2 separate regions of the Mus musculus genome follow, and region 2 is linked to region 1. The links are chromatin contacts, found by Hi-C or POLR2A ChIA-PET in ENCODE. All regions are on one chromosome and are shown on one strand. The core of a region is the stretch at or near the end of the contact, and the rest is flanking DNA. Distances in the headings are between cores, read along the strand shown. Region 1 holds the start of Gadd45g (growth arrest and DNA-damage-inducible 45 gamma). Region 2 has its middle 35 kb from the start of Gadd45g.

Region 1 (5,380 bases), core at 1,183-3,682:
TCCTATTTATAATAGACGGTGCCTTCCAACTTCTGCTAAGATACTGTAACTTCCATCACGGCTGTGACAAAATGATGATTCATACTGAGAACGCAACTCGCTGGTGTCATATTTGATATTAATACTTTAGTAGCGTAGCTTTGTCAGAGCAATTAAAAGGAGAAAGTTCCTGAAAGCTAGAGCAACCCGCCCCCATCCCCAGCCACCGCACCAAGGGCAGAGCTGCAGAGGCAAGCTCATTGTATTGGAAGGCACAGGGCCTCCCGCAAGCTGTTCAGATAAGCAGCTGTCGAGGCAAAGGTGGGGGGAGGGGGCGGAGCGGGGGAGGGGAGGTACTGGAGGCAGAAGTCACTGTTATCGAATTGGATTGCAAGCCTGGAGCTCCTGCACCCGGATGCCTTATCAAGTATGCTCCTGTCTTGCAAGTTTGAAATCTTCCTGAAAGGCTCAAACAGTACTCTGGCCCAAGTTCTCCCGTTTACTACTCGCCTGCACCCCCTCCCCCACCGCCAGCCCCAGGAGGCTGCAGTTTCTTGCCCCAACAGAAAGGTGGTCCCAGGTGCCGTGAAACATCCTTTACCGCCGCCCCCTCCCCATTAGAATCCCCTACCCTCAATAAAAAGGCATTAAGTTTGTTTCAATAAGTTTATTGTGATATTCAAAGCTTCCACGATAGCGTCCTTTAGAAAATGAAAGCATTGCCCGGGATCCGTTTTTTGAAAGAGCAGTGCAGTCGGCTAAGTCCAGCTCGCTCCTGCAGTGGCCGCTCCTGCCGCTGTACCAAGTCCAGGCGGTCGCCTGCCTTTCTTTCCCCTCCTTTCACTGGAAGGCTGCTTGCTGAGTCACACCTGCCTCGCTGGTCGGTTCTTCCCGGCCCTGGGGCCAACGTCCTCGCCTAGGCCTTCCTGTGCTAGCAGCCTCTCCGGACACTGGCAGAGTCCTGGGCTCGGAACAAGGTGTCCCCGCTGCCGCCAGACCCCCTTCTTGGGAGGCCGCGCTCCTCGCTCTCCAGGCAACATCGCCTGCCAGTCTCCACGCGCACTCGAGCGCCCTCGGAGGGCCACTCCAGAGCCAGCAGCGCGCTAGAGTGTCACCAAGTCGATCAGACCAAGGTCCCTGCCAGGCTGTCACTCGGGAAGGGTGATGCTGGGCACCCAGTCGTTGAAGCTGCGGCTCTCCTCGCAGAACAAACTGAGCTTCTCCAAGGCAGGGTCCTTCCATGTGTCCTCATTAGGATTCTGAATTTAAAAAAAAAAAAAATACATGGGTCAGCCATGCTTGTCGTTGGCCAGGATGGTTTGGGGGACTGGCGTAGGGAAACAGTGGGGGACACTCACCGAAATGAGGATGCAATGCAGGTCTCCCGGCGCGCCCCCCTCTTCGTCGGCGCCCACGATCGCCGCCAGCCTCTGCACGTCTCCCACGCGCACGATATCAATGTCGTTCTCACAGCAGAACGCCTGAATCAACGTGAAATGGATCTGCAGCGCTATGTCGCCCTCATCTTCTTCATCGGCAGCCAGCACGCAAAAGGTCACATTGTCAGGGTCCCTGCAGAGCAGATGGGAAGGACAAGGTCAGAGTCGATGCCACCCCCAGGTCTCCGCGCCGCGCCAACCCCAATCCCTGCACGCGGGGCCTTTCTACACTCACACATTCAGGACTTTGGCGGACTCGTAGACGCCAGCGGTCAGACAGCCCTGGCGCTGCGCCGACAGCAGAAGTTCGTGCAGTGCTTTCCCGGCGCCCTGCATCCTGTGAAAGAACAAGCGCCGTGAGTGGGGACCAGCACGGGGACGCGACGGAGAGATCCCTGCCCTGACCTCCAAGTCCCAGCTGGCCCCTTAGCCTAGACCTGCCTGGCGCCAGCATTCCTGCCTCCCAACTCCAACCTGGCGCCCACACACCAGGATCCCCAGTCCCGACCTGGCGCCCACACACCCGGATCCCCAGTCCCGACCTGACGCCCACACCTCTGGCACCCTAGTCATGATCTGGCGCCCTCATTCCCCATCACCCAGTCTCGACCTGGCGCCTGCACTCCCAGTTCCCTACTTCTGATCTGGCGCCCGTATATCAGGCTCCCCAACTACGATCAGGTGCTGGCACCCCAAACTCTAGCTCTAGACACGAATCGAATGCAGTAATTCTGGTCCCGCGCCTCGGCACCTCACAGCCAGACAGTGCACGGCTCCCACCCTGCAAACTTCTATCCTAGAGGACCCTGTAAGACCACTACCAGACAAGGCCAACTCTCGGCACCCCAAAACCCACCTGGCTGTGCTTTCCGGAACTGTATCCTGGCCACGGACTTCTTCCAGAGTCATTGTGCGATCCACGAACAGCAAGTTATCCAAAAGAGTGCGGAGGGAACCCGAGCGCAGGTAAAGATTCCCAGAGTCCGATGCGCGCCCACCACCAGCGAGTGCGCCAGGCTGGGCCGGGAGAGCCCTTTTATAGACAGGCTCGGCGCGCCGCCGCCAGCTGGCGGGAGGCTGCACTCCCATTGGCCAGCGCCCGCTTTCTGATGCAAATGAGGCGGCAGGCCTGCGGCTCGTGCCAGAAGGCCACGTGGGGAGGGGTGCGGGGGATGACACAGCCTCAAATCTGCCGCTTTTGTCAGGGTGTTACCAGGCAGACTGGAGCCTGCAGATTTCATCTCGCCTTTCTTTTTTTGTAAGTCCTTAAAAGGAAAAAGTTTAAAAAAAAAGTACGTTGTTTGCTGATACGATACTGGAATTTGTAGAATGCACACTTGGAGAATGTAAAAGCCCCCTCTTTTTTTTTTTTTTTTTGCTCTTTTTTTTTTTTTTTTTTTTGCGACCTTTCTAATTTTTCCTCAATTTTCAGTTTGAAGTTTATAGGGTTGTTACATCGAAACCGAAACTTAAAGTCAAAGGTTTGCAACTGCAGCTGACATTAGGCCTAGGCTGCCACTAGGGACTCAGGACTCTGCGCCTTTCGGGGTCGCGGCTGCAAGGTCTAAGCCCTCCCATCCCCCACCCCTACCCCTAGCAGATCGCTGTGGGACGCGGGCAGCAGGGACCAGCAGATTGCTGCCGGCACACGCGGCTCGTTTGCATTTCTATACGGGGCACACAAAAGAGGAGGTCTGGCGTGTGGCAGTTCGCGGTGGGGACAATCGACGCTTTCTCTTTCATAGCAACACTGTCCACCTGCCGCCGGTGGGGTGGGCCGAGCCCCGTCGGGAGCCGGGGTCGCGGGGTTGCCCGGCGCGTGGGGGTCGGAGCAGCGTGCCGCTCCCCCGCCACTGGGTGCGCACCTCTTAGGCTTATTCTGACTGCTGGGATTCTGATGCACGCGTGCTAAGCTCGAGAGTGAGCTGTACACCAAGGCTACTGTGCCCCAAACCCCAGAGGTTCCGGGGTTCAGACTCCGGGAACTCGGCTGTTCCACATTGTTTTTCCCAGGGCGCCGCCTACCGGCCGACCTAGAAAAATCCAGATCCTCTCATCCACCCACCAAATATTGCCTCGCGTTGACCTCTCAGGGGGGTTTGAGCTGGGACACCCCAAGCACCGAGAACCCTGTGCTATTATGCGCATCATTTAGAATCAGGGTAACGCCTGCACCGGGCGCCCGGGCCTGGAGACCGAAAGGAGCCTGCCACCCAGGACCAAGAATCCGTTTGTCTTATGAGAATTTGAAATATTTCAACTACTTAAAAATGTTTCTTCAAGAGGTTCTTTTCTGATAACGTAATAAAATTAGAAGTGATCTTGAGAGCTTTCTGAACTTATCGTTTGTCCCGTGGGACCTGCACATCAGGCTTCCAGACTGCTCGCCCGCAGAACACGACACTGTGGGCGTCTGCGTCTCTCTGTGCTAACACAGAAAAGTGTGCTAGGGGACTTCTGGAGATTCTTGAGTGAAGCCTGGGAGACTGGATAGGGCAAAGGGCGTTCATGAAGCTTGCCAGACTGAGGCAAAACTCACACACACCCACACACCCACCCACACACACACACACACACAGACACACACACACACAGACACAGAGAGAGAGAGAGAGAGAGAGAGAGAGAGAGAGAGAAGAGAGAGAGAGAGAGAGAGAGAGAGAGAGAGAGAGAGAGAGAGTGGATTTTCTCCTTTCTACTGGAGCGTTCTCCAGGTGGGTGGTGAATATAGATCATTCAGTGTTAATTTTTGAACTCCTTAAAGGACGTTTTTGCTGCAAGGGGAAGCTGCTTGTTTGCCAACGCCAAAGGCTAGGCGAGGGGCCGGCGTTTTGCGCCTCCCAGAGGCTGCATTGAGAACTGCAGGTGTCGGCCCTGTGGTTCCTCTGCAAGGTCTCTCAGATTCTTAACACCCCTTCCTACTAAAATACGTTTTAAGTGATGGAAACAGGGTTTCTCATCCTGGCTGTCCTGGAACTCACTCTGTAGACCAGGCTGGCCTCGAACTCAAAAATTCACCTGCCTCTGCCTCTGCCTCTGCCTCTGCCTCTGCCTCTGCCTCTGCCTCTGCCTCTGCCTCTGCCTCTGCCTCTGCCTCTGCCTCTGCCTCTGCCTCTGCCTCTGCCTCTGCCTCCCAAGTGCTGGGATAAAAGTCGTGTGCCACCACTGCCCGGCCAGTTTTATTACTTCTTAATTCCCATTGGTTTCAGATCCCAAGGAAACGTCGGAAATAATAATCCATTTGATGTCTTGGCGCACACCCGCTACTTCCACTTATAGCTAGAAAAGTGCTCACTTACCAAGTTGCAGGAAATGACACCCCCCCGCGCACCCCATCCTCCGGCCTGTCCCCCACAGGAAGGTCTGTACAGGTTAGCGCAGGCTTAAGTACTAGCATTTCCAGACCTCGCCCTCAGCCAGTCTGGGTCAGAAGGGATGATTGACAGACCCCGAAGCTAGTCTACTCTGCTGGCATTTTCAAAGTATTCCATTACAGGAAACCCTCCTCTCTGCCTTAAGCTTAGGGCCTCACACAACTTTACCTAGCTAAGTCCTAGTGGTCCCAAAGTCCCCATCTCAATTAGGAAAGAAAGGTTAGGGCCGGGCCCAACGTCACAGGCAGTATTGCTAAACCCCATATTATCCGGTGGCTACACTCTTACTACATCCCTAAACCTTAATAATACAGGGGACAGTGAGTCTACTAAAGCGGAAGTTTCACATATACTTCACTTTTGAAACCCTTTAGAGGTGGGGATATAGCTCGGTAGGTAGAACGGATGCATACAGAGTGTGCATCAAGACCGGCTTTATAAACCATGCATAGTAAGTAGTGCACACTTGGAATCCAAGGATATCCTTGAACTCAACACTAGCACTAGCTGGGTATACCTTGGGCCCTACCTCAAAATCGAATTAAAAGAAATGCATAAAACCTAGAATCCCAGCTACTTGGAAGGCTG
Region 2 (5,380 bases), core at 1,173-3,672, 35 kb before region 1:
GAGCTCACAGAGAAGGTGAGAGAAGTGGGAGTTGTTACCAGAGCTGTTAGGGTCAGAGCCTGGGCCCTGGCAAACATAACAAGCCAGCCTGGTCCTCAGTAGACCAATTAAACAGACAATAAGCAGGAGGGAAAAACAGAGAAAGGAGATTTATTCAATGGGACCACATGGGGAAGAACAAAGAGGTCCCATGGCCCCCTAGGTCCAGCTTCTTCTGTGTTCTGACATGAGGTTTAGGTTTGAATAGAGAGAAGAAATATGCAGAGCTAAACTGTCCTGGTCAAGGTGTGGTCCCACTCACTATAGCGTCTCTGAACTCAGTTTGACAGGTTGTCAGAACTATGTAAAAATCTCTTTCTGAGACTCAAGATCCACCTCTGGCTGAGACCAGGTTTCAGCCTTTTCCTTCCTTCAGCATGAGACGCCTGGGGAAATTCTAATTTCTTTGGGTACCGGTATTTCAAGAGTCTGTTAGCAGAGGTGGAAACCCACAAGTGTCTCTGTACAACAGCTTCATCCTTCCAGGGTGGTTACAGGCAGTTGCAGCACCTTATAGAAAGCACTCTGACTTTAAAGGTGCTGCCTAGGACCTACTAAGTGCTGAGCTTGGAAGCAGCTGAGACCTGTTCTGTCCCTGTGACTGGAACTGACACAAAAGCAAGCGATGCTTCCCTGGAACAATATGATTCAGAGTCTAGGGTTGGGTGTCACCTTGACAGAATCTAGAGTCACCAGGTCACCTGGGAGCCAGGCCTCTGGGCAGGGAGTGGGAGATTATCTCGGTTAGGTTAATGAGGGAGGAAGACTGGGATAATGTGGTGGCCCTGTTGCCCTGGGCAGCATCCTGGACTGTCTAAAAAGGAGACCATGAGCAGAACATGAGGAAGCCTCTTGATGGCAGATGCACTGGGCCCAGCTCCCTCAAACTCCTGTTCTGACTTCCCCGCCATCTTTGACTGCAATCCATAGCGCTGAGCCAAACATCCTTTCTCCTTCCAATGGCTTTTGTAGGGTTTTTTTTTTTAATCACAGTAAAGAAAGGACACTAAGATAGAACCCAAGGGACACAGTCTCAAGGACCTTTCCCACTGGACCACAGGAAAAGGACAGAACCACCAGCTAAGAGCTCTTCGCCCCTTCCCCACAGCCCATCCCCCACTGCTTTTATGGTCTTTTGAAAAATATCCCAGGTTTGGGGAGGGAAGGGCTTTAAATATTCACACTCTGTCTGCAGAAGACTGCATGCTTGCCCTGGGTGTCCTCGGTAACTGAGTGACCGTCTCCTTTTCTGCCCACATGTCCATGATAGCACGTGAGCAGAAAAGGACCCAGGAGCCTTCCAAAAAACTAGCAATAGCATTCAGATACTGGATGGACATCAACATAAGCCCTCTACTGTCCAACCTCCAGCAAGGCAGCAGACTCTTGCCTTCCAGAAAGCCAGGGGGGACTAGCTGTCAATTTGGAGATCGTCAGTGAGTCTTCAGTGCCTGCCAGCAGCCTTGAGTAGTCTCTAGCTGGTCAGCCTTGGGAACTCAGACCTTGTGCCAGCACCTTCTCAGGAAAGGCTAATGTTCTCCGACAGCCAGCTTCCTGGCTTTGATGGCACATAGAGGAGCAAACATGAGTGGGGAGGGGGGCGCACAGGATGGATGGCAGAGGACTAGAATCTGCCTCTACTTGAGGATGACCCCCAGAGTGATCTAGGAGCCTCATCTGCAGATTATCTTGGTGGTAAAGTCCAGACTCATAGGACTAAGTACCTCCCAGACTCGATCTTAGGACCTACCACCTAAGCTTTTTTAGGCTGGGAGAGTGGATCTCTACACTTCTGTAAAGGGATCGGCCTGGGTCTCAAGGGTGATATAGGCTGATCTTCACTCCCCTAGAGCTAGGACAAATATGGAGAGAGCCAGGGTAGTAAGGACCTCAGAAGAGGAAGAAAGGAAGGCTGAGTGGGGTGAGGCAGCAGCTGCTTTGAGAAAGAAGTCTGACGAGAAAGTATTTCAGGCAGCCAAAGGGAATGTCACAAACCTCCGGCCTCAAAGCCACTCACTTCCCCTCCCAGCCAAGGCTCTGCCCGAGTCTACAGGGAGAGGACGGTCAGTCGGTCCAAAAGTGAAGCTGCCTGCAAGACCCTAAAAAAGATGGCAGCTGTGGCAACAGGACTGCTTAGAAAGTAAGGCTGGCCTGGGACGGAAAAGGAGCCTGTGCTACCGCAATGAAAAATGATTGGAGCAGAATCTGTCCCTGTGTGGCTAGGCTTATGAGACAGTGGCCACTGTGACCCCAGACAGCAGGACACTAGAGATAAGGCATGCCCTGGGATGAGAGAGCAGCTGCAGGCAGGCCCTTCCATGGAAGGCAGCCCTTCCTGCAGCCACCTGCCCCACCCCCGACCGCAGAGTTTGTGCTGAAGGCTGTAGTCACCTTTTCCTGCATTTTGACCTCCTGGCAAGAGTCCTGGGGTCACGTGGTTGGGTTAATATCAGGGAGCTCTTATCCCTTCTTATAGCTTGAGGTTCCAGCCTCCACACTGAAGAGACCAATCCCTCTGTGGGCCCACAGAGTCACATGTGGCTAGAAAGGAAGAGATTCTGAGTGGGAGGGAGATACTAAACAGGAAGGAATTCCTTAGCAGCTAAAAATGGCCATGGAGTGGTGGAGACTCGGCTGAGAATAAACTGAGCCCTGTGGGTGCACACCTACTCACTGGCATGCAGAAGAGGAGGTTGTCTGAGTGTGAGAAGCAGAGTACCTGAGACTCCTGTCCCTGTTGTCTATAACCTGACTATACCCTTCAGGACTGTCCTGGGATCATGCCCATGGACATCTCCAGACACTGTCAAATAAGTTACAGGGATTCCCCAATGCCCTAGCAAAAGTCAAACCCATTGGTAAGTGTTTCTGATGTCACCTACTGATGCCTAAGACCTTAAGTCTTGCTCAGCGTGGCGGCAGCTGATCACACTCACGTGCTTGCCCATTCACTCAACGAACTGCAGCCTTGTTCTCTACCAGGTCCTATGGAGAACACTGCAAGGACAAAAAGGTTGGAGCCAGGATAGGTGAGCCACCTCAGCTCAACCCTTCAATGCCTGGGCCTCTGGTATGCCAAGGCTAAACTCTCAGAGCACGGTGATTGAAGCCCTTTCCCCGGGTGTAGACCACCAGGAAAGTCCCAAGATAGCGCCTGTGCTTGGTGCTGAGGTGCAACAAATGTTCAGGATGCAAAAGGACATAGCAGGCAGAGAAACATCCTTCAGGTTTTGAAACTCAAACTATGTTCTAATCTCTTCTCATATGTCAATGAAAAGGATATAAGCTTCCTTTGATTTTGGGTATCTGATCGAAGTAGTGGACATAAAAACTCTGCCCACACAAGGCTAGGGAGGTGGTTCAGTGGGTAAGACGATGGAGTCCCATAGGTCGGTGGTGAAGTACGTTGGAAGCCCTGGATGGAGAGCGTCAAGTGAAAGTGAAGAGGAATGACCTCTAATCTCACTTCAGAGGGTGACAACTCACCTCTGGGAAGCTCTGTGCGTTGTCCCTCATTGGCCATGTGGGTCTTCCTTAAACCACAGAGGAAGATGTGTGTAGTAGGTTCTGTATGCCATCAGGAGGTTCTGGGATAACAATGGGCACCAGTATGCAGCTCTGCACTATCATTTGGCCACGCCCCTAGAGCTGCTGTCCGTGGGTACCCAGAGAAGCTCTGAGGATTCATCGTGGCTTGGCTGCTGGTGCTGATGGCAGCTGTCAGTTCAAAAGAGGACACCAGCTACTCCATGTGTGAACCAGGGCAATCCTCCCCCTGGCCCAGTGACTGTTCCATGCAGATGCAGGTCTGCATGGCAAAGGCTCTGATGACTGCCTTCCCCCTGCAGACTTCTCTTGCTAGATAGTCAGTCTGCTGTTTCTACAGGTCCACGTCTACAGCTTCAGCTGATCCTGGGTTGAAATTATTGGGGGGTGGAGGGGGAAGAAGGGTGTATCTGCATTGACCATATGTAGGTTATATAGCAGGACTAGTCTGTACTTGGCATTAGCTGTTATACATCATCTAGAGATGTACTGACTAGGTCTGAGCCCTCATGGTCCAATCACATTTCAAAAGCCCATCAGCTATTAATCAGCCTACATCACACGAGCCTTTGCAGGAATAGTGGTTTCATCTAGTAATGGACTCAAAGGCATCATCTGAAGATGACAGCAAGGTTAGGAGGTGGCCCTAGTTAGAGCAAGTAGGTCAGCGAGAGCATGCCTTGAAAAGGAATGATTGTTCCCAACCCTTTCTTGGTATCTCTGTTTCCCAGCTGACATTAAGTGGGTAGCTGTATTCCAATATATTCTTCATACCGTGAAGCTTGGCCTCACCAAAGCCCCAGGCCAACCCCAGAACAAGACCTCAGAAGCAGTGAGCCCAATGAGCCTGCCTTCCTAAACTTTAGCTCTCAGGCCTTGGTCTGAGCAAAAGGCCACAACAGCACAGTCAGCCTCTGGTAGACCATGTGAGAACTGACCCATCCAAGGGCTCCTGGGTTGCCCCTCTCCGCAGCTGCATTCCTCTTGCCCCTGCGCAGGGCTCTGGGTGACCCCTACACTACTTCTCCCTGCAGAGCTGTGGCTCTTGGGTTGTTTTTCTGAAAATATTGCCCTTCTGTTGTTGTCAACGGAGGTGTCACCTGAAAACCCCACCACAGCAGCTTTCCCACACTCCTTCTTCCCACAACAAACACTAACAAAAGGGGAAGGGGAGGGGACTCCCTCCTACACTGTGGAAAGGAAACTCCGGGCTCCTGAGCTCAGTTACACTTGTCTCTCCTATTCAGAGCATGCCAGATGAATAATGGAAAGAGCCCAGGGTGGAGCCTTGCAGGGAGTTAAGGTGGGGCCCGGGTTTTCTCCGTGGATAATGGTGGGATTTGGGTCGTACGGCTTTTACAGAACATCATGATGCTGGAGAGCCGGTTGCTATTTTGGGACATGGCTTTGTGGCCTGGCCTTCACTGTGGGGAACTATTTATACGCCTTGTGACTATAATTCCAAAGCTTTGCCCAAGAACATTCTGGGCTTTGTTTCCCATTTGTTAGCATTTGATCAAAGGCTACTTCACCCTTGAGTTTGAAAACCCAAGACGAAGATTCCACTTTAGGTCCTGCCTGGGCAAATTTTGCCCATAGATACAGAGCTATTTATTTTTCTTGTTTTGGTGCTGATACACTTTGAATGGTGATCCCACCCATCTTTCCTTTCTGGAAATAGAGGTGAAGGACAAACAGAAAAGACATGGACAGCAGGACATAGAATCCAAGAGGTTGCATACTGTAGTACTTTTTATTGGTTATTTTATTTATTTGCATTTCAAATGTTATTCCC

What was found. A loop is a pair of places that touch in the nucleus more often than their neighbours do. ChIA-PET counts read pairs that join two places held with the same protein, here RNA polymerase II (POLR2A).
Region 2: a loop to region 1 is called in a map of heart, with 2.1 times the contacts of the local background. The contact joins the enhancer-like site here to the promoter of Gadd45g in region 1. A Hi-C loop is called at or near these places in 4 of 37 maps with a recorded cell type or tissue (Patski, heart and left cerebral cortex). POLR2A ChIA-PET finds 5 or more read pairs at or near these places in 2 of 5 experiments (Patski and embryonic stem cell).

Annotation. Positions count from the first base shown.
Region 1 is chr13:51,843,727-51,849,106 of GRCm38, reverse strand. Gadd45g (growth arrest and DNA-damage-inducible 45 gamma) reads right to left here and starts at 2,432. Exons shown (of 4, transcript NM_011817.2): 1 at 2,275-2,432; 2 at 1,654-1,755; 3 at 1,338-1,551; 4 at 632-1,238. The coding sequence starts at 2,327. The coding sequence ends at 1,128.
Region 2 is chr13:51,878,595-51,883,974 of GRCm38, reverse strand. No RefSeq gene overlaps it. Among named protein-coding and RNA genes, the nearest start is that of Gadd45g, 35 kb to the right of the region's middle. Within about 2 kb of position 2,422, at least 2 of the 3 ENCODE cell types and tissues checked have a DNase peak (open chromatin) inside an H3K27ac peak, as active enhancers do; they include heart, where a contact is called at or near this core.